Regions from separate parts of the Homo sapiens genome. Here regions 2, 3 and 4 are each linked to region 1. A link is a contact called in ENCODE Hi-C or POLR2A ChIA-PET data. All regions are on one chromosome and are shown on one strand. The core of a region is the stretch at or near the end of the contact, and the rest is flanking DNA. Distances in the headings are between cores, read along the strand shown.

Region 1 (5,621 bases), core at 1,804-4,303:
CCCGGAGAATATTTGGAATGTTTCTTAATTTACATATGATGTGGTGTTATTTAGATATAGATCCCATGAAAGATAAAAATTTTTTAAAGTGAGTGTAAGTGTGAGCATTGAGACAGGAGAAGGAGGTAATTAAAAGAGATAAATAAAGCTTATAAAAGCCGCTTCTTACCCTAACCACCGTCATCAAAAAAGAAATCTGTAATTCATGAATAAAATATAATCTGAGTTTTACAACAGCATTATAAAGATTCTTTTTGAGTATAAGTTTTAAAAGTGTTATTGTGTTATAAAATTTAATGGGAAATTTTTCTTTCCCTTAAAAATAAACCCAAATACCACAGACATTTCCCAAAAATTCCAGCTGTCTGCTTGCTCTCCTTGAGTTATTCTATTTTCCTCCATTAGTAGTTTAAAGGTGTACTCTTTGATATGTAATATCATTTTAAGGAGTTCAACAGAATTAAGATTGTTCCAGTATACTCAGCCGTTTATTTTCACAAAATTGAGGTACACATTGCAAAATTAGAGTGTTTTCATTGGAAAACTTTCATTACTAGTTAAAAACTGTCATCTCAACGAAATAATAGACTTCTAAATCGAAGGAGATTTTTGTCCAACAATTTAACAAGTATACTAGTGTATGCATGAATGTGAAATTTTGGAAGGGCCAGGCATAGAAGGAAATAATTTCTAATTTGTCATAAAGTCCAAGAGTATTTCTAGTAAAAATATTTTTACAATTCTACCACACCCCATGTATTGCATTTTTTCTGCTATGTTGTTTTTTCCACTGAAGGAGTCATAGCCCAAGTACATTTCTTTGTAATTACAGAGTATCTATCTATGCATCCATCTGTCCATCCTTTCATTCACTCAGTTCAACTAAAAGAGTCTTCATTTTGTATCTACCAGCTGTCTGGACCTGTTAGGCACTAGGGAAAAGAGATGGATAAAGTACTGCTCCTACACTTAGGGACTTCACAGATGAGATTAAAAGGTAATCAGGTAATTATAATACCATAAGGGGGTAGCTATGTTAAATATATGAACAAATATATAAGAACAAGATAGGAAGAAGGCAGAAATCTCCCCTCATACTTTACCTCCACACAGAAGGTACAATTTATCATTTACAAAACAGTTTACAAAATATTATCTCCTGCATTTGGCCTCTGTTCCTATTCCTTCCCACCTGCCCTCTTAAAATAGGCTGACCCTTTGCAACCTTAATCGACCCAATTTAAACACGACCCCCTCTGACCATCCTCTCCTCCATGGATTAGTTACTGCACATTTCATTCTCATGGCATCTCTAGGTTGATGCACACTGTTTTTCCTGAGTGTTCTCCCTTTAGACTAAAACCACGTGAAGGCTAGGAATATTTCTTTCTTCTTTGTATCACCAGTGCTAACCATGTAAATGTGTGAGGAATGACAAAAAGGAAGAAAATACTTACAAGTAAACAAGACCCTATACTAATACATTTCACTGTGCCCTTCCATATACATATATCCTACCCACTCCCCCACTACTAAGAACTATTCTTTTCTTTCTTGTAAAAAGGTATGCATTTAAAATAGTTTCGCTTTTAAATGGATTTTTCCCCAGAGGGCAAACCACTCATTTACTCTCCTGGCAGAGGAAAACAGTAAAGTGTCAAGATGTCTAAGCCAGTTTGAAAATATTTTGGAATTTCTGTGTTTTTCCCCTTCTTTTTTACATAGCTATATAAATGTGCACCTATTCTGAAAGTCAGCTTGAAGCACACATTTCAAGGTATTTGAAATAGTTTTCTTTCCGTTTTTCTTTTTGCATTTCATTTGACTAAGCAGTTGTCTAAAATGTGATATAACCAGAATGTACCTATTTATATTGGTTACTTCAAAATGCATGTCTATGAGTCACTGTTTTTATACACTTTAGCTAGTCAGCCAGTTCAAAGAAAAGAAAATAGGGGAAATTATTAGAATAACAATTACTAGTTGAATGACCTAATACAGATTAAATTATAAGAAACAAGACAGGAAAAGGAAACTTAGTTTATATCTCACATAAGTGCATTTTAATTATTCCATCAAACCAATAACTATATAAACATAATTTCAGAAAAATGGAAGGTTGAGTTTAACATTATAAAACAGTCATTAGCTGTGTAAATAATGAGTAAAAATATGTAATGGTCAGAAAAAACATAGCACTTGCAATGAGAGACTGTTTGTATTAAATATATTTGGATGTGTCAGTTGCTGCAATATTTATTCAAGGAACCAAGCTTCTGGGATTTCATTTCTATTTGCCACCAGGTGAATAAAATGTGTTAAGTTCATGTTGTCTGTGACCTTTTACTAAAAATGTTATTCCTTAGTCATATTCTGCATTGGTGGTCAGGGTTGGATGCCAAGAATTTGCTTGTCATCTGACTGAGTTTCCTTTTCACGTGTAATGCTTCATCTGAATTACACCATCCTAAATGATTGTACAAGCTGAAGAATTTTCTATGTCCAGTAGTTTTATTCTTTAAAGAAGCATTCAAGAACCATTACAAAACAAATAAAGCAAAGATAGATTCTGTATATTCTGGTCATTTGTGTGCCAAGATTGATGGTGGTTAGTAGAGTATGTAAATCAATGAATTTAGGAAGTCTCACTGAGTTGTACAAACTCTTTACTGGGTCCGTAGCTCCATTTTCAGAGTCCTGTGTGTTTTCACAGAAACTGCACCATTAGTTATCTTCACTGGAGGATTTGACCAAATTTATCTAAGGTAATGTGCCTATACACGAGTTTCCTAACTAAGGTTCTTAAACCCCTTGGTTTATGAACTTGTGGAAATTTATGTAATCATGCATATGTGCACATACACGTGCATGTCTGTTTAAGGACATGCTTCACAGGTTTTTAAAATACGTAGAGATTCTGAAAGAGGCTGTGATCCAAAACTGTTTAGAACCTTAGCTTCGCATCAACAGTATTGGCCAGGGACTCCTGACATATTTGCCACCAGTGTTCTTAGAAGCCCTCTACTGCTGTCCATAGATGCACAGTTGCACATCTGCGAGCAGGACAAAGCCTGTGCTCAAACACAGCCATCTCCAGGCTTCGTGCATTTGTTTGGTCACATGAAGTGGTACCCTGACTCTATCAAAAGCTAATTTCACTCATTTGAGTAATACGACTAAGCACACAATAAAACTGAGGATCTCTGAACTAAAACTGGGTCCTGACCCGTATCATCCAGTTTGGTAGATTAACTGAACATAACCACCTTGAGTATAACCAGCCACATGTCCCTTCTTTGGAATGTGTCTCCACATAAACACACGTAGGCTTTTCTTTTTTTTTCTTCTGAGATATTTCAAACAGAAGACCTCTGAGAATTAAAAAAAAAAAAAAAATGAAGGCCCATGTATTCATCTCCCATTTTGCTATATTTCTGCAGGCTTAGGTTTTAAAAAAATTTAAATATTCACATACAGTAGAAACTCCTGCATATGCCTCCTTAATATCATTTTCCTCTCTTTTTCCCCCTCCATATTTAAAAGCTATCCTAGTATCTACCAAGTCTAAACATTAAAAAAAAATCTATACAACATATGTATGCTGGTCTAAGTAATATAAAAGTATTGGTTGCCATGTTTTAAAATATTGCATAGTTCGTCTCACACTATAAAAATGTTTTTGCACCTTTATTTTTGGCTCAACATTAGGCTTTAGATATATCAATATAGATTCATGTAGCTCTAATTCATTCCTTTCAATTACTGTATGGTATTTTCCTATACAATGACACTGCCAGTTATTTACTCATTATTATCCTTATGGACATTTTCATTTTTTTCTATTACCAATGATGTTGCAATGGGCATTCTATCTCTTGTGCCCACTGCACGATGTTCCATGATGGCTTCCCTGGTCTTGATGGCAAGAAGTGATCCTCAGTTCTTGTGTACAGTGCTACTGTTCTTCCAACGTCAAAGGCTCAGCCTCATCCATCTCAATAGCCATGGTGAATGGCCTTATGTTCTTTATGTTTTAGTACATAATGTGACTGCTATAAATAATTATCAAACTTAATTACCATAGGTTTCTCTGTGTGGTAGTCATCAGTGTATCTGTCTCAACTTTCATACAAGATTGTACATGTTCCCTGGGAGTGGGTTTGTTACATACATGTTCTAATCCATCAAGCTGTCTTGCACTTCTTTATACTTAATAGGTCTTCAATATTTACTGAGTGGCTGAACAAATGAAATAAAAGGGAAATCTTATTTAATTTCATGATGTATGAGATATCTTAACAGTCAACATTACATTCTACTACATGAAGTGACTTTTCTACCCAAATTAGCTTATTCATGCTTATCGTCAATACTGTGATCTAATGGGGGAGTCATTCCCATAGGAACTTACAAATAAGAGAAATAAATTTGCCTCATTATGGCGCAATACATAATGATCTGTTTTGGTCCCTCTCTTTTGATTGCAAAAAGAGCTCCTTGCTGTCCATAGATGGGGGTCCTGGAGGTCAGGGGCATTACATGCATGTGTCTGTGAACTGAACAGCTATCAGAAACCTAGGGAAGTTGAGGAACAAGCTAATCTCTGCCTCAGGGCCATATGCCAGATGATCAGTCTCTCAGTCTCTGTCTCTGCCTCTCTCTTTCTTTCTCTCATCTTATGGCATCTCTTTTTTTTTTTCTTTTTTTTTCGTTTTGTTTTGTTTTGTTTTTTCTGGGTTGTTGTACAGCCTTCTGTCTCCTGACCAGGTTTCTCTTCTTAATGCATGGTTTCTTCTTCCTCACAACTTTACCTTACACTCTCTCTCTCTTGCCATGACTCTGACTCCAACTAATGGCATTCTTTCAATTCAACTCTACTGATGATTGACTCACCATGTCCATTTTTTTCATCCCATTTCTCCATAAGTCACCTGCCTACACGGCAAGGACACATGATAGAAAGTATAGTTTTCTGGCCTAGGCCAGATAGTAAACATTTTCAGCTTTTTCAGCTGTAGATCACTGTTGTTACCACTCAACTCTATTGTTGTAATGTAAGAATAGTCACAGACAGTAAATGAATGAATATGCATAATGGTGTTTCAATAAAACTTTATTTATTATTTATAATGGACCCCAGATTTACAAGACGTGATTAGAGTCTGTTCTGTGCCTATGTTTACCAAGCACCTCTCAATAATGGGTTAGTTTTGCATATGGCTCTGCCTACAGGAAATGGATAGGATAGTTATGTGAATTTGAGGATTCTAATTCATTTGAGAGTTTTATAGGGTTAGTAAGAAGAACTTCAAATATGACTAAAGTGTATAAATAATGATGATTCATATCTCAGTGCTCATAGACATGGCCGGATGGTGATTTGTAAATGAGATGATGTACCTAAGCTGTGCACTTGCCCTTGGGCAGCACCCTGCAATGTATGCTTATGGGCAAATGACATTAAACCAATCACAGAGAAATTGACCCCAGGCCAGAAGGCACCCTTAAACTCAAACAAGGCTGGATTGGCAGAACATATATCAGCCATACACAGGGTTTGATCAGAAAAGGTCCCTTTAGTTTTACTGAAAGCTTCTGTCTACCCATGCAACAGTAAACTA
Region 2 (5,621 bases), core at 1,138-3,637, 210 kb before region 1:
ACTTATATTTCTAAATTAGTCAAGCCTAAAATTGTGCTAAGACTTTTAGGACCCTGTGTGTGTGTGTATGAAATTAAATTATGTAGTGATGTTATTATTGAGAGAAACTAGCATCTCCAAATAATTCTGCATGGCTTCATAAAATCAAATTCACTCAAGCTTTGGCTACTGCTAACATTTTAATATTTAATAAAAATATCAGAGTGTTTTGCCAATAACCAGGCTAATTCCACAGTGGGGGAAAATGAGATAAAGAAAAAACAAGTGGCTTAACTAAGGCCATGTACTGACCCAGATTTTCTCAGTGAACAAACATTGCTTCTGGGCAAAGAGTTTGCCGTTTTGGAACTGGCATTAAGTTAGGAAGGCTGCTAGGACAGTACTTAGTAATTTAGTTTTTGTAAACTCCTTGGCTTTGTGTCTTGAGTAGTACTAATGGCCCATTATTACTTTAATGATAATAAAAAGAAAAGTGGAAGGGTAGAGAGTCAGGTAGCATTGGAGGTAGTGTTCATGGGATATAGGCATGGCTGGCATGCATGCTGCATTTCAGGTAGGTGTAGAGTACAAGGGAAAGGGCATAGGAATAAAAAGCATAAGTAAAAGTAAAGCATATAAAAAATTGATACCTTAAGATACAAGAATTTATGACATGGGCAGCAGGGTACAGACTCAGACAGTTTCAATATTTGGTTATTGAGCTACTTGCCGCGGGGAGGCTGCAATCCCTCTGCAATGCCAATAAGAAGGGGATGTATATGGACTGAGGTACAAACTGCCTCTGCCATGGAGCCATTATTCCCCTGGTAGGGGAAAGGGGTGGTCAAAAGAAAATTCATACTTTTATTGTTTACTTCCAGTACACAAGACTTACAATTATTTGTGTAACATAAATTTAAATAATTGATGTTTTCAGCTGTAATTTTTGGATTACATTTCAAACAGTTCAAAATACATTTATTTTTTCTGATAAATAAAACACCCTTACACAACTTTTAAAAAAATTCTAAAAAATATCTGCTACAGAAATACCTATATCTGAAGGAAATTAATGCCTTACTTTATTGTCCAGGTAGAAACTGACCAATCTTGTTTGGGTCTACCTACTCCCCATTACCTATCATGAGCTATTTTTAAAAACTAGTTTTTATTATGTTTCAGAATGATTAGCTGACTTTCTTTGCAGTTTAGGGAAATTTTCCTTTCCCTAAGCCCTTTAGAGTCCTTTCAATAAAATGCACTGTGTGTAATGGCAAAAAATATTTCATGCAATCTTATGCAAAAACAGGAATCTGAAAATGGAAATCTTAGGAATGAGTTATTAAGAAAAGACATTTGGATCAAAGAAAAACGTATTTCTAAAGTGAGTGTGATTTATGGTGTTAGGATGGGACATCTTGCCTTCTGAGAAACAGACTTGCTTGACCCAGTTTGTGTTCAGCTATCTGGTAACTTGTTAAAAAGGATTAACATGTAAGGGTCTGGAAAAACTCTAGTCTCTAAGTGGCTATTTAGTATGGGCAGGAAAAGGCTGTTTTTTTCCTAGAAGCCTGGGGCCATACTTTTCCTATGTTCCCATCTAACACATTTAAGGCACACCTGTTGCTGAGAAATGCATCCTCTACACTTTACAGGGTACGTTTATACACACAGTAGCAACTGAGTCATTTAGTCTGCCATAAGCTGCTTCCAGTTTTTAGCCTATTTTCTCTGGAAAATAATACAATTTCTCTTTTTTGGCAACATTCCTATGAATAACAGTGCAAGGAGAAAAACAAACAATTATAAATTTTTAGATATTTAAAAGACATTGGTGGCCCGGTGCAGTGGTTTGTACCTATAATTCCTGCACTTTGGGATGATGAGGCAGAAGGATTGCTTGAGTCCAGGAGTTCAAGATGAATCTGGGCAACACAGTGAGACTTCATCTGTACAAAAAATTAAAAACTTAGCCAGGCATGGTGCTGAGTGCCTGTAGTCCCAGTTATTCGGGAGGGTGAGGTGGGAGGATTGCTTGAGCTCAGGAGGTTGAGGCTGCAATGAGCCAATATTGCACCACTGGACTCCAGCCTAGGTGACAGAGCGAGACCCTGTCTCAAAAATAAATAAATAAATAAAAAAGTAGGAAGACATTGGCTAGGTTTTTTCCCCTAGCCTAATGGACTCACTGGACAAAACTTGATTATAAGGGTGGTAGAATACTAGAATGAGCTTATGACATATTCTGTTAATTAGAAAAAATCTTTTGAAAGCAACTTACTGAGGGATTTAAAAAGTACTAAAAAAAGAGACAGCAGGAAAGCAGTGGCTTTGGAACACTACGGGAATCATAATGAGGAAGCAAGTTATTTGCTAGTGCCCCTCCCTCTTCAGCTCTTAGTGTATCTTTGGCAGATTGAAAACACTTAGTCAACTTCCTTTTTAAATACAGTAGACATGACATTTATGGCCTCCTCACTTACTCCTCCTTAGAGAATTTCCCCTCTCACTTTCCAAGAAGCAGTTCTATGGGCCCATGACAGGACCCTCCCCAGTTAGCCCAGCTACAGCTGACTGGATCCAGGTGACAACCAGCTTGTGCTAGACAGACAGGTCCCTCTCCAAGGAATTTGGAATTGGGGCAGAAGGACAGGAGTCAGTTAACTTGCCTGTGGGAGTTTGGTTTGAAAGTTCACATAGAGTCTGAGCCAGACTTAGCACCACTGCCAGCCAGAACCACATGTACTAAAGATTTAGTAGGGCCGGGAAGTCATGAGTAGGCTGAGAAAACTGGCAGAGGGCAGGAAAAAGGAGCAGACACAGTGAGAAGGGTAGAAAGAAAAAGCTAGAGACCTCAGGAGAGATGACTTACTCTAGTTGGTTTAAAGGAGTTTTTATACTTGACAGCTGGGGGTGGATCCAGGTTTTTTTTTTTTATTATACTTTAAGTTTTAGGGTACATGTGCACATTGTGCAGGTTAGTTACATATGTATCCAGGTTTTATGGGGCCCGAAACATATATCATTTTGGGAGCCTTCTCCAGAAGAAGAATTCAAAATTACAACAGACAATTTGGTACAGGGTCCCATGAAGCTCAAGTGAGAGGCCCTAAAGCTTAAGCTCCATTAATTTCCTTTTCTCTCTGTTTACAATCAAGTCATTTCTGAGGAAGATATCCAGACACACACTAAGGAGAATCTTTTGCAGAAGGTCAGGAGGAATCTGAACTGAATTTCCAAGGAAACTTTTTTCTGGAGACCTTTACTTAGGGACATTCTGGTGAATTCTTTCTTTGGCCATTTCATCTCTGGAAGCCTATGTGCTCCCGGGATTCTGAGGGTCACACTCACAACTCATTCTCTAATTCCATACACACCACACTGGTCTTTCTTCTACATATTTCAATTTTGTTACTGTCCCCTAGGAATTTGTTTGTGTTTAAATAATCCTTTAAAGGAATCTCTGAGGTTTATTTTCTGTATTTGGAATTTTGCTGCTTGGTCTGCATAGTTACAACCACCTGTTTTCTTCTTGAGTCATTATTAACAAAAAAGAAAATTCATGAGGCACATGCTGTTTCCCTGTTTGGCTGGACTTCTTCATTCTCATCACGTCCTTGAAGGGTTTCAAATTGCCTGGTGGCCACTCTTCTAATCCTATCAGTCTGGGAATATTTTAGAGGACTGGATAGCAATACTTACATTGCTATCTTAAAAAATATGAGCTCTCAACCCTAATATCCACAGAACACTTCAGATAAAGCTTCTAATATTGTATATATAATTACTAATGTCTATGAAATGGACAAAACATAACAATCAAAGGGAAAACTACTCAGAGTAGAGTCTGACTTCTTTTCCTTTCCCTTCCTCTATTCCCCTAAAACATACACACACACACACACACATACACACACACACACACATGCCTTAAAAGGACAGTGATGAGCCAGGAATACATTAAGACCAAGAATAAACAGAAATAAAGATCATAGGAGTTATATTCATACCTCAAAGTGTATGAAATACAGTAATGCTTTGGAAGGGGAAAGTATCTCTGGAACAGATTTTTACAAGGAAAATAGATACTATTGATTAAAGTTCTTGTAGTAGAAAATGAATACATTGATTCTCTAAAAGTCACTGACCTTGATAATTAAAAAAAGAAGAAAAATAATATACACTGTGCTGACTAATTTTTTGGTATGTTACTAAGTGTTTTCCACGAATTGTCTCACAGAATCCTCAGAACATTTCTATATCATTACTCCCATTATTTTACAGATGAGGAAACTGAAGCCTAGGAAAGATTAAGTAAGCCAAAGCCACACACTTAATAAAGGGTGAAGTCACGACTCCAATTCCTGTATTCTAGGGCTTTAAAATCTTTCCGCCACCAAGAAAGACTGAGCATGTTGAAAAGGTCCTGTTGAAATAACCGAATTGGAATAGAGTTTAAGTAGTTCAGAGGGTTAGGTATTTTTTACGGTCTGCTACCTTGCAGGTGAGACTTCAAAAGAAGACAAAATTAATTTAGAGTAGAAATGGAAATAGGGCTGGAGAAGTGTCATCGTGCTTGTGACACTTAGCATCAGGAGCCTCACATCATTTGTATTTTTATTCATACCATTTGTATTTGTTTCATTGGACCTGTCTCTCATCTCTTCACTGGGCCTTGGCTTTTCAGGAGAGGGCATTGTCTTCCCTTTGGGGTCCTGCCTAGTATCTTACATAAAGAAGAGATCAATAATCACTTTTTGAGGATGGAGACAACAAAAGGGGAAAAAGCTTTTTTTTTTTTGGTGAATAGGATTACATAATAATAAAGAAATGACAAAAGAAGAGGACAACCAGGTATTTAAAAATCAGGAACAGGTCAGGCACAGTGGCTCACACCTGTAATCCTAGCATTTTGGAAGGCCAAGGCAGGCAGATCACTTGAGCCCAGGAGTTAGAGACCAGCCTGAGAAACAGGGCAAAACCCTGTCTCTACTAAAAATACACACATGAAAAAATTATCCCGGAGTGGTGGTGCATGCCTGTAGTCCCAGCTATCTGGGAGGCTGAAATGGAAGGATCACCTGAGCCTGGGGAGGTCGAGGCTGCCATGAGCTGTGATTGCTCCACTGCACTTCAGCCTGGGCGACAGACAGAGTGAGACCCTGGCTCCAAAAGAAAAAAAAAGTCTGGAATAAGTGAGGGAAGCAGGCACAAGACACAAGAAAAAATACAGAGTTAAATTTGAGAAAAATAGAGAAATGGCATTTTAGGAGAAGCAAAGATAAAATCATATATTGGAAAAAGTGATGTATGATATAGGCAAATTGAAAAAAATACGAAAAATATGGGGAAAACAAGGGTACATTATTTGTCAACTATTTCTGCACATTGGAAGATGATTCATTAAATAACTTTTGCCACCCATGCTTAAAAAAATATAATTTCTATCAATAGATGTGTTCAATGCCATTGACTGGAATTTTTTCTCAAGGCATTATGGAATAGGCATATGTAGTTAAAAGGAAAAGTTTATTATTATAGAACTCTATTATAATAAAACTTCAAATATTATAATACAACTCTATTATAATAAAACTGTCTGTGTCATATCAGAGAGCCTTGGAGTTTTTGAAAGAGGAAGT
Region 3 (5,621 bases), core at 1,027-3,526, 180 kb before region 1:
TCAAGAAGGCAATCTCATTTACAATAGCTACAAAAAAGTAAAATACCTAGCAATAAATTTAACCAAGAAGGTGAAAGTCCTCTATAAGGAACCCTACAAAACACTAATGAAAGGAATTGAAGAGGATACAAACAAATGGAAAGATCCTATGGTCATGGATTAGAAGAATTAATATTGTTGAAATGACAATTCTACCCAATGCAATCTACAGATTCAATGCAATTCCTATCAAAATACCAATGACATTATTCACAGAAATAGAAAAAAACACTTACAATTTGAATAGAGCCACAAAGGACTCTGAGTAGCCAAAGCAATCCTGAGCAAAAAGAACAAAGATGGTGGTACCACACTACCAGTCCTCAATATATACTACAAACCTGCAGGAACTACAACAGCATAGTACTAACATAAAAACAGACACACAGAAGAATGGAACAGAATAAAGAACCCAACAATTAATTCACATATCTACAGCCAACTGATTTTTAATAAAGGTTCCTAGAACACTCATTTGAGAAAGGACAGTCTTGTCAATAAATGCTGCTGGGAAAACTGGATATCCGTATGCAGAAGAATAAAACTAGACTTCCACCTCTTACCCTATATAAAAATCCACTCAAAATGGATCAAAGACCTAAATGTAGGACCTGAAATGATAAAATTACTAGGAGAAAACATATGAGAAACAGTTCAGGACATTGGACTGGGAAAATATTTTATGATCAAGACCTCGAAAGCACAGGAAACAAAAGCAAAAATAAACAACTGGGATTATATAAAACTAAAAAGCTTCTGCACAGCAAAGGAAACATCAACAGAGCAAAAAGACAACTTATAGAATGGAAGAAAATATTTGTAAGCTACTCATTCAATAGGGGATTAATATCTAGAATATACAAGGAACTCAAACATATCAACAGCAAAAACCCAAATAATATGAGTAAAAAATGGTCAAATTATCTGAACAGACATTTATAAAAGGAAGATATACAAATGGCCAACAAATGTATTTAAAAATGCTTGACATCACTAATCATCAGGAAAATGCAAATCAAAACCACAATGTGGTATCTTCTTACCCCAGTTAGGATGGCTATTATAAAAAAGACAAAAAATAACAAATGGTGGTGAGGGTGTGGAGAAAAGGGAACTGTATATTATACCTCTTGTTGGGAACATAAACTAGTACAGCCACTCTAGAGAACAGTATGGAGGTTTCTCATAAAACCACAAATAGAATGACTATATAATCCAGCAATGCCACTACTGGGAACTTATCCAAAGGAAAGAAAGTCATTGTATCAAAAAGACTTCTGCACCCCCATGTTTATTGCCACACTATTCACAATAGCCAAGATACAGCATCAACTGAGGTGTACCACAACAGATGAATGGATCAAGAAAATGTGGCATACATACACAATGGAATACTATTCAGCCATAAAAAGAATGAATTCCTATCATTCATAGCAACATAGATGGAACTGGAGGACATTACGTTATGTGAAATAAGCCAGGAACATAAAGTTAAACACCACATGTTCTCACCCATGTGCAGAAGCTAAAAAAAGTTGATCTCTTGGAAGTATAAAGTAGAACAGAGGAAACTGGAGGCTTGGGAGGGTAGGGGGAAGGGAGGGATAGGGAGAGATTTGTCAAAGGATATAAAAATTATGGCTAAATAGGAGGAATCAGTTATAATGTTTTATACCACTGTGGAAGGACTACAGTTAACAATAATGTATTATATTGTTTCAAATAGCTAGAAGAAATATACTGAATGTTTCTAACACAAGGAAATGATAAATATTAGAGATGATAGATATGCAAATTACCCTGTTCTGATCATTATACATTATATGGATTGAAACATCACTATCTATCACATGAAAATGTATAATTATTATTTGTCAAACAAACATTTTTTTAAAACCCAAGAACAATTAAAAAAAAGAAGATTATAGCAGGAACCTATAGGAGACATTAAACATAAGCATGAATATATTTAAGCAGGTAGCCATACAAGGGAGCTGAAATAAAAGACATTTTTCAATTAGAAATAGTACATATTTCTTCTATTCATTATTTCTTATGATTTTCCTGTAGCTTTTGATGTGAAAGACTGATAGAAAGACACTGACTTTCACTATTTCTAATCCACAAAAAATGACTGTTGTTTCTAAATTTAACTCATTATAATTATCTCTTTTCTCTCCATGGCATTAACAAGGCCTATCATGGGATCTAATGACTAATCTTGCAGGAAGGGTAACTGGTGACTAAAGTATTCCTCATGTCATATATGTGTATATGTATCTTTTGATGGTTAGAGTCGAATGAATTGGTATCTTTACCTTGCAAGTGTGTAGTTTTGCTTTTATACCCTGAATTGCTTTGTGCAAATTACAGTCTCCAGAGCTGAAGCTCCTTGCTGTGGATGAAGGGAAATGGTGGAAAAAGGGCCCCAGAATCAGAATGGCTTTTCCACCAGAGAAGTGTGATTGCTTGCAGGCACAACGCTTAAGGTTGACCCCCATGGAGGCAACTGTGATTGAACAACTGGGTTGGCCTTCTAGATCCCAAATATCCTTCCTATATTTAATCTGATTAAAGTTTTCTCTCTTCATTTAAACATAAAACATTCCATGACACTGATTTACTTCAATATATAAATGACTGGTTTCATTCATTCATCATTCATTCATTTGACAAATACAGTGCCTCCCATGTGCTAGTGTGGGTAGACAAACAGGACTGACTAACAACTATTGCTAGGTGGCTAAAGAATGGGCTGAGAGACTTCCCTTCCCCAGGCAAGTGAGCCTGCTCCCAAGCTCAGCTTCTCCAAGGCCCTCCAAGTTCCACATGTTGCATAGTATAGGTCCCACCTAAAGCCAAACTGTTATTCTAAGTCATGCTCTCTTCCTCTTGCAAATAAGACTTCTCACTGTCACCAAGGAAAAGGAGAGAACCTTCCCTGTGGACCACCAGCTAACTGTTCCTGTTCCCAGTTCCAGTCTGCACTCAGTGACTCATTCTGGCATTTTCTTATGCCTTCTACCAGTGGCACTGTTCTTGTTGCTGGGGAGATATGTATAAAACAAACAAAAATACTTACTTTCAAGGATCTTACATTCTGGTGGGGAAGCCAGACAACAAGTACAGTAAGTAAATAAATGAAATACAGTGCAGCACAACCCAAAGTAGTAAGTGCTGTGGAAAAAATAGAAATCAGGGAAGGGGAACAGAAAGTGTTGGGGATGGTGAGTGGATGTTGCTCTCTTTGCAAAGTAGATTTTTAGGGGTGAAGGGGGAAAAGACAGCCCAGTCTCCCAGCCTAAATGTTCGTTTTTTTGTTGTTGTTGTTGTTTTGTTTTGTTTTTTTCTCCCTAGCCTTCTTCTAGAGCAAAAGTCATCTGGCAGTTTCAGGACAGATGACATCATTACCCAGAGGTCCTCAAAGACAGTGAAGCTTGAAGAGATTTCTTCATGTGTCAAAATGGGAAGATTACTGTCTCTCCTGCCCACTTCTCTGGGTTGTTGTAAAGATCAAAGGAGAGAAGGGCTATAAAGGTGCTTTGAAAACAATGAAAGCTACACACTGAAAAGGCATTATTATCACAGAATTGTGTTAGAAATAAGTGGGATGACTATTTACGTATCCAAATTTTATAATCTATAGTATAAAGATGAGAGAGAGAGACACACACACACACACACACAGAGACAGAGAAAGAAAGAGAGAGAGACTAAATGTAGGTTTTGGCTTGGAATCATATATATCAAGCTGTTAGTTGGCTATATCCAGGTGATATGACACCTTTCTTCCCTATCAAATCTCCATTGCTGGCCAGCACAGCTTCACTCTTCTGAGGTTATTTTTCTCCTTATCATTAGGCTGCAAAGTACATGACCAATCCTAGGATGAAAATATTGATTTTACCATAATAAGTACATGTGCAAATTGAAAGGCAGGTTAATTTTGCAGGCTCTTAAATTACTCAGGCAATAGAAAATATCAATAAATGCCAAGTGAAAAACAGAAAAACTGATGAGAAAACTGATGAGCATCAGTTCTTAAAAGAACACATAATGAATGTTAAAATTATCAGATATTTTGATACAAGAAATAAAACCAACGATTTTCTAATTTAGGTATCATTTTTCCTCTCTTTTTTTAAAATAATTTTTTTCTTCATTATTTCACAGACCCCACCACCGCTGGAATTTACTACAGATCAAGAACTGGTAAAACTGAAGACCATTTATATTGCTCAATTGCTTCTAAAATAATAGGTATGGCACTTGTGATTAATTTATGATTCATAATCTTCAAATATTAGTAATTATTTAAAAAGGGAAACTAATTTTCTTAAACAATATGGAAGACAAACCTCTAATGTTTAATTTTATTCTTACTGGAATCTAGTAGTCCTGGATGAAAACAAGAAATATAGGAGAAAACATATAAAATGGTACTTATTAATATTAATAGAAACAGTTTGGAAACATTAAAATGAATCTAACAAAAACACATTAAAATATTTTACATATGTGTTTACTATGAAAGAAGGGTAATCTTACACAAATGTAGTGGATGAAGTAGATCAGACTAATAGATTTGAGGTTGGCTAGACTTCACCATATGAAATGTATTTGAATGTGTTGTCTGCACAATTCACACTATCCATATATATTTGGTTTACAAGCATAATTCGGAATTTTTTTTCACTCCAATGTTCTTTATTTCTGAGCTCCTGAGGTAGCATTTAGCTTGGACCATAAGTGCAACTTCGGGGGTGTCACAGAAGTAGGATGTGCAGGGAAGTGTGAAGCATCTGAAAGACTCAGAAAGGCCTGGGTCAGGAACCCGAGTGAGCCCCAGAGCCTGCCAACAACTTGCAGGTCTCCCTTCTGCAGCTGCTATTGGCTTATAGGCTTTTATAGGGAAAAGTGTTTATGTTCAAATACTAACGCTGAAAAAACACATAGGCATAGTAAGAAATGGTGTCACTGGGTAGAATTTTTTTCAGAAATGTGACATATTCTTACATGTGAAAATTCTAAGAGTTTCCTACAAATACTTGTATTTTTGTATTGGATGGAGTCTGGCAGTTTTAGGTCTCATCCATTTTTAATGATACATATAATCAGTGTAAAGAAGTCAGCAAACCACAATTTGGTATCTAGCCACCAAGATGTATTAAGACTATGTGGTAAATATTCTTTCATGAAAATTCCAAGTAACTGCTTGTTGTGATCTTAAAAAACAACTTTCTTGTCTTAATAAAAATATTAACATGTTTATTTTCAATGCAATATGTGAAAAGTATTACACGTAGTTTCAAATTTACAATTAAGTGGGGGTTGGGGAGGTCTCCCAAATAGAATCACATTCTAATCCCTGGAACCTATAAATATGTTGCCTTATATGGCAAAGGGACTTTGGAGAAGTGATTAAGACCCTTGGGGAGGGTTGATTATCCTATATGATCAAGGTGGGCCCAATGTGATCACAATGATCCTCGTAAAAAGGAAGCAGGAGGGTCCAAGTCAGAGGAGACAATGGAAGCAGGGATCTAAGTGACATGGGGTCATGAGTCAAGGAATACAGGTGG
Region 4 (5,621 bases), core at 1,726-4,225, 140 kb before region 1:
TTATTTTTTACCATAGTCACCCTGTTGCACTAACAAACACTAGGTCTTATTCATTATTTCTAGTGATTTTTTTGTACCCATTAACCATCCCCACTTCTCTGTGAAGAACCGCACCCATCACTACCCTTTCCAGCCTCTGGTAACTATCCTTTTATTCTCTATCTCCATGAGTACAATTGTTTTACTTTTTAGTCCCTACAAATAAGTGAGAACATGCGAAGTTTGTCTTTCTGTGCCTGGCTATTTTTCTATATTTAATCTGTAGCTCAACTTGATGTCAAATTGAATTAGCTACTAAATTCATCTTCATTGCATTCTAGCTCAAGTGATGTTGGATATGGCTTCTCTGGGCTTTAGTGGCCTTATCATTTATATTGAGGAACTTTCACTACTTTGGGAGCTTATTTTGTGATTACAGTCATTCTATAGAGCACAAAAGAGCTGGACCAAGGAAGAATAAAGAAAAACTTGTTAGTATAACTTCTTAAGCATCAACAGCATTGCTTTAAGAAATTGTTAATATTTAAAACAACATTTTAATGAATTCTGGAGAGACATGCCCGTTTTGTCAAACATTTATCTTGACAAGTGGCGTCTAGTTCTAATTCTATTTGGACGCTGCAGGATCCCCTCATCTCAATACTATTCTTCTGTTCTCTCGCACTGGGCCCCATCCAAGTTAATTATAAAATGGTCCTTTGTGAAACGTAAGTGCATTTTGTTCACCACTCCTATCCAAGAGGTCCTTTCCACTCGGCCTCCAAAAGGAAAACAAAACAAAAATTATATTTTACAAATATAGGGTTCTATTTTTAGGAAGGGAAAAGAAAGGTGGGACTAAGTGTCCTATGTTTTGAGTTCCTTTCCTGACTTTGCCACTCACCAGCTGTGTGACCTAATACAAGTCTATTGATCTCTTTGTGTATCAGTTTCCTCATTTAAAATATATGAAATTTATAAATGATAATGTCTACCTCACAAAACATACCTAATGATGAATAAGTCACCACATCTAACACATGAAGTATACTTAATTCTTCTATCACTGATACTCTTTCTATAACAAGTTATATTTCCTTTCTCTATATAAGTTATATTTAAATTAACTGAAAAATATTCCTTACAGTGAAGTTTTTGTATGTATCAAGAAAACTGTATGTCCTAAAATTCTTGGTTTAGGATTAGCCTGAAACACTGGTCTGAGGTAAAACACCTGAGTTTCAGTTTCAGTTAAGCTGAAGGGCTTTGAGCCAATCGTTTCACCTCTGTACTTCATTTCATCTCATATGTTAAACATAGAGGGTGGATTAGCCAGGTGTGGTGGCGGGCTCCTGTGATCTCAGCTACTCAGGAGGCTGAGGCACAAGAATCCCTTGAACCTAGAGGCGGAGGTTGCAGTGAGCCAAGTTTATGCCACTGCCCTCCATCCTAGGCGACAGAGCAAGACTGTCTCAACACACACACACACACACACACATACACATGAACAAAAACCATGGAGGGTGGGTTTAGATTAGTAGCTCCCAACTTTGGCTACACATTGGTATCATCTGGAAGACTGAAAACAGATAATGCCTTTGGCTCCACCATCAGAAAGTATGGTTTGGACTGGGGCTTGGCATTGGTATTTAAAGGTTAAAAGTATCTCCTCTGGGATTTCTAATGTGAAGCTAGGGTCGAAAACTTTTAATCCTTCAATACCTACAGCTATTGAGAAACCAACAAATAAGAAAGGACAAGGTTTTTAGGATGGCCTATGTTTTTCCTAAGGATATAAAATATAAGACATGGGTTCAAATTAAGTAATATCCTACCTTAAAACTTAAAAAGCCTTTGAAGAAAAAATAAAATTTCATCTTATACAAAAAAAGACATGGACTACAAATGAATAGGTATATGATACTGTTATTGTAAAAATTCCATTATTAGTACCATGGCATCAAACTATAAGGTTAATATAGAATTATAGAATCCAGAATTATTTGAAAAATTGTTATAAACTATTTGTTCAAACAATAAAATATTTTTACCAAGTTCTCTTTAATAATACTGCTATCTGCTGTATAGTATAATAAATAAGACAGCAAACTATTTTTAACTATAAACAATTCAGGCCCTTTTAAGTGTGAAAGGATGCCTTAGCTAAACAGAAGGAAGAAGAATGAAACTTTCTATTTAGAAGCTGTTATGAGTCAGGCATTGGAGTAGGTGCTACTGTATTTGATAAGTCATCCGCATACTATTCTGTGAAGTATGTGTAACTCTTCCCATCTTACAGATATCCAAAGTCTTGTTAATACAGGCAAAGGGATCTTCCCATGGGGCTTTCCAGGGAAAGTAGCAGAGTCAGGATTTGAATCTGGACATTCTGGTTTGTTAGCACATTTTATAATAAATCATTATTTATAGTCTGTAAGCTCTAGAGCATTAAAATTCACTATACTCACAATACATAGTCTACAAAATTCCTCCTGTATTTTTTTCCCCACTTTTCTTCCCCACTCATTCATCCGTTCACTTATTCAGCTACCAATGAGCCCATCCACCAAACACTTAAGTGACTAGTTGATGTCAGGCTGGAAATGCAGATACCCAAGAAAAGCAGCAATTGGAATGTAAGTTGTCTAAGGCACGGGCACTGAGGCAACCAGGAAACATTTTGGAAAACAACAAAACAGAAAAATCAGATTGGTCTTAAGAAACCTATTAAAGCAGCACATAGTGACTCAGAACAGACATAAACAAAATCATGTTAGAGAGACAGATTGGCCCTCAGGCTGATAAGGCAGGATTAACTGGTGAATGCACAGGAAGAATGTGCCAATCAATAGAGGAGCTGATTAAGTTTGGAAATGTAGGAACATCAAGGTCACAGAGGTGAATAGGAACAGGGATGAGTGCTGACTCAGAAGAATGTGCCTTGGCATGCTGACTCAAGTGGCCTGTATGCTGACAGGCATGGACTGGGAGGACGGGTACTCAAGTTACTTTCTTGATTCTCTTTGTTCTGCATCCATGATTTCCACACAACCTTCTGGTTACTTTGGCTTCCTACATAGATTGGCTACAGCATTCAATTTTTTTTTTTTTTAAATACTGATACTTAGGCCTCACCAGAGACTAATTAAATCTGAATTACTTGAGAGTAGTGCTGAATAGTTGTACATCTCTAAAGCTCCTCAAGTGATTCACATACATAACATGGGTTTGGCAAACATTTTCTGTAATGGGCAAGATAGTAAATATTTTAGGCTTTGTGGGCCATATGGTCTCTGTTGTAACTATTCAACTTTGCTATTGCAGCACAAAAGCAGTTATAGATAATACTTAAATGAATGAGTATGGCTGTGTTCCAGTAAAACTTTATTTATAGACAATGACATTTGAATTTTGTACAATTTTCATCAAAAAATTTTATTCTTCTTTTGACTTCTTTCATTTTAAATGTAAAAATGCAAAAACCACTGTGAATTTGTGGCTGTACAAAAACAGGTGGGGGGCTGCATTTGTCTCACAGGTCAGGGTAGCCAAACCCTGGTCTGTGGAGATAATACAAATGCACAGACATGTTTCATCACAAATGAACCAGGATTCTCATTTCTTTTTTTTTTTTTTTTTTTTTTTTTGAGACAGAGTCTTGCTGTGTCGCCCAGGCTGGAGTACAGTGGCACAATCTCGGCTCACTGCAAGCTCGCCTCCTGGGTTCAGGCCATTCTCCTGCCTCAGCCTCCCGAGTAGCTGGGACTACAGGTGCCCGCCACCACGCCCGGCTAATTTTTTGTATTTTTAGTAGAGATGGGGTTTCACTGTGTTAGCCAGGATGGTCTCAATCTCCTGACCTCGTGATCCGCCCGCCTCTGCCTCCCAAAGTGCAGGGATTACAGGCGTGAGCCACCGCGCCCGGCCCAGGATTCTCATTTCTAATACACCGGTCTCTCAGATTTCTGTTGTGAGAGGCCAGTATTGCGAAGTAAATAAACTTTAGGACTTTGAATAAATCAAGTTTTTCTAAACCCGTGTGGCTGAGATCTAGACTCTGGGTAATGGAGAAATCACTGAGACAAATGACTTCATATGGAGAACTGACTAGAGAAGCCACTACCTTTCCTCAATGAGACTGCTTCCCCATTCCCAAATGATGTGAGCTGCATAAATTAGACATTTATTAGGCATAGTTAGCATGTTTATTTATTTATTTATTTACTTATTTATTTTACTTTAAGTTCTGGGGTGCATGTGTAGAACATGAAGTTTTGTTACAAATTTTTGCAATCTATCCTTCTGACAAAGGGCTAACATCCAGAATCTACAAAGAATTTAAGCACGTTTTATAATAAATCATTATTTATAGTCTGTAAGCTCTAGAGCAACATCGTCTGACATAGCAGCCACTCACCCATGTGGCTACTGACTACTTGAAATGTGGTTGGTTCAAATTGAGGTGTGCTATGTTAAAATACACACTGGATTTTGGAGGCAGTATGAAAAAAAGAGTATAACATATCTCACTAATAATTTTTATATGTCATAACAATTGTGTCAAAATAGTAATATTTTGCATATACTGGTTTAAATCAAATCTATTATTAAAATTAATTTTACCTGTTTATTTTTAAATGTAAATAACAGAAAACTTTAAATTACCTATGGGGCTCCTATTATATGTCTCTTGGGTAGTGCTACTCTAGACAGCAGAGGTTGAACTGTCCTAAACCCAGGGTTTATGGCAGAATTTGGAACATGGTGGCTTCTAAGTAATTGTTTATTGCGGGAATGGATGTAACTCTGTGATGTGTGCACCCAGGAGGTACAATAGACTCCAAGCAAGCGGTGATGATTTAGCTTCAACTTGAAGGCTAAATGTTAATCAGGTGCCAGAGAGGAAGGAAAAATGAGAAAAATACACAAATTCTGCCTGCTACTGTTCTTTTCTGTTTGTTTGTTTTGTTTTGTGTTTGTTTGTTTTTGTTTTTTTTTTTTGAGATGGAGTTTTGCTCTTGTTGCCCAGGCTGGAGTGCAATGGTGCGATCTTGGCTCACTGCAACCTCCACCTCCCAGGTTTAAGGGATTCTCCTGACTCAGCCTCCCGAGTATCTGGGATTACAGGCGCCCACCATCATGTCCAGCTAATTTTTTGCATTTTTAGTAGAGATGGGGTATCACTATGTTGGACAGGCTGGTCTCAAACTCCTGACCTCAGGCGATCCACCCGCCTCGGCCTCCCAAAGTGCTGGGATTACAGGTATGAGCCACTGTGCCTGACCCCTGCTCCTGTTCTTGACTAACTCCCTATCCTTGTCATGTTTTCCAGTTACAATCCCAGCTCCATGGTGTCTTCAACCTTTGCTACTAGAAGCTTTGCCCCAGACCAAAGGAGCATAGTCACAGTGCCAGGGAGACTCAGGCAGGCATGTGTTCCTCTAACATCCCAGGAGAAAAAATACTCTGTGTTAATTCTAAAATATTTTTTTTCTGTTTGTCTTCAACGATATAAGAGAAGAAATACTTCATGAGATGCTAAATGAAAGCCAAGCAAGTCTAAAGCACTTTAGTGTTGGTCAATCGCTTTTGGTTGGTGTTACCTTTATTGGCTGATGTTGCTGCCTCTGGCTGCATAATCT

What was found. Hi-C counts contacts between places; a loop is a spot of excess contacts on that map. ChIA-PET counts read pairs that join two places held with the same protein, here RNA polymerase II (POLR2A). Pooled maps may share reads with other maps.
Region 2: a loop to region 1 is called in a map of PC-3, with 13 times the contacts of the local background. The contact joins two enhancer-like sites. A Hi-C loop is called at or near these places in 2 of 168 maps with a recorded cell type or tissue (PC-3 and ascending aorta) and 4 of 50 pooled maps. POLR2A ChIA-PET finds 5 or more read pairs at or near these places in 1 of 52 experiments (HEK293).
Region 3: a pooled map shows a loop between it and region 1 (12-fold over the local background). The contact joins two enhancer-like sites. A Hi-C loop is called at or near these places in 1 of 168 maps with a recorded cell type or tissue (PC-3), 1 of 37 single-sample maps with no recorded cell type and 10 of 50 pooled maps. POLR2A ChIA-PET finds 5 or more read pairs at or near these places in 1 of 52 experiments (activated CD4-positive, alpha-beta T cell).
Region 4: a loop to region 1 is called in a map of PC-3, with 2.1 times the contacts of the local background. The contact joins two enhancer-like sites. A Hi-C loop is called at or near these places in 1 of 168 maps with a recorded cell type or tissue (PC-3). POLR2A ChIA-PET finds 5 or more read pairs at or near these places in 4 of 52 experiments (AG04450, GM10248, OCI-LY7 and 1 more).

Annotation. Positions count from the first base shown.
Region 1 is chr6:72,646,550-72,652,170 of GRCh38, reverse strand. All of the region lies in intron 1 of KCNQ5 (potassium voltage-gated channel subfamily Q member 5), which reads right to left. All of the region lies in intron 2 of KCNQ5-IT1 (KCNQ5 intronic transcript 1), which reads right to left. Among named protein-coding and RNA genes, the nearest start is that of KCNQ5-IT1, 19 kb to the right of the region's middle. Within about 2 kb of position 3,053, at least 5 of the 41 ENCODE cell types and tissues checked have a DNase peak (open chromatin) inside an H3K27ac peak, as active enhancers do; they include PC-3, where a contact is called at or near this core.
Region 2 is chr6:72,859,122-72,864,742 of GRCh38, reverse strand. All of the region lies in intron 1 of KCNQ5 (potassium voltage-gated channel subfamily Q member 5), which reads right to left. Among named protein-coding and RNA genes, the nearest start is that of MIR4282, 110 kb to the left of the region's middle. Within about 2 kb of position 2,387, at least 9 of the 41 ENCODE cell types and tissues checked have a DNase peak (open chromatin) inside an H3K27ac peak, as active enhancers do; they include PC-3, where a contact is called at or near this core.
Region 3 is chr6:72,822,891-72,828,511 of GRCh38, reverse strand. All of the region lies in intron 1 of KCNQ5 (potassium voltage-gated channel subfamily Q member 5), which reads right to left. Among named protein-coding and RNA genes, the nearest start is that of MIR4282, 140 kb to the left of the region's middle. RefSeq lists an enhancer at 3,016-3,065. Within about 2 kb of position 2,276, at least 2 of the 41 ENCODE cell types and tissues checked have a DNase peak (open chromatin) inside an H3K27ac peak, as active enhancers do; they include PC-3, where a contact is called at or near this core.
Region 4 is chr6:72,785,010-72,790,630 of GRCh38, reverse strand. The region is part of intron 1 of KCNQ5 (potassium voltage-gated channel subfamily Q member 5); the gene reads right to left. Among named protein-coding and RNA genes, the nearest start is that of KCNQ5-IT1, 160 kb to the right of the region's middle. Within about 2 kb of position 2,975, at least 5 of the 41 ENCODE cell types and tissues checked have a DNase peak (open chromatin) inside an H3K27ac peak, as active enhancers do.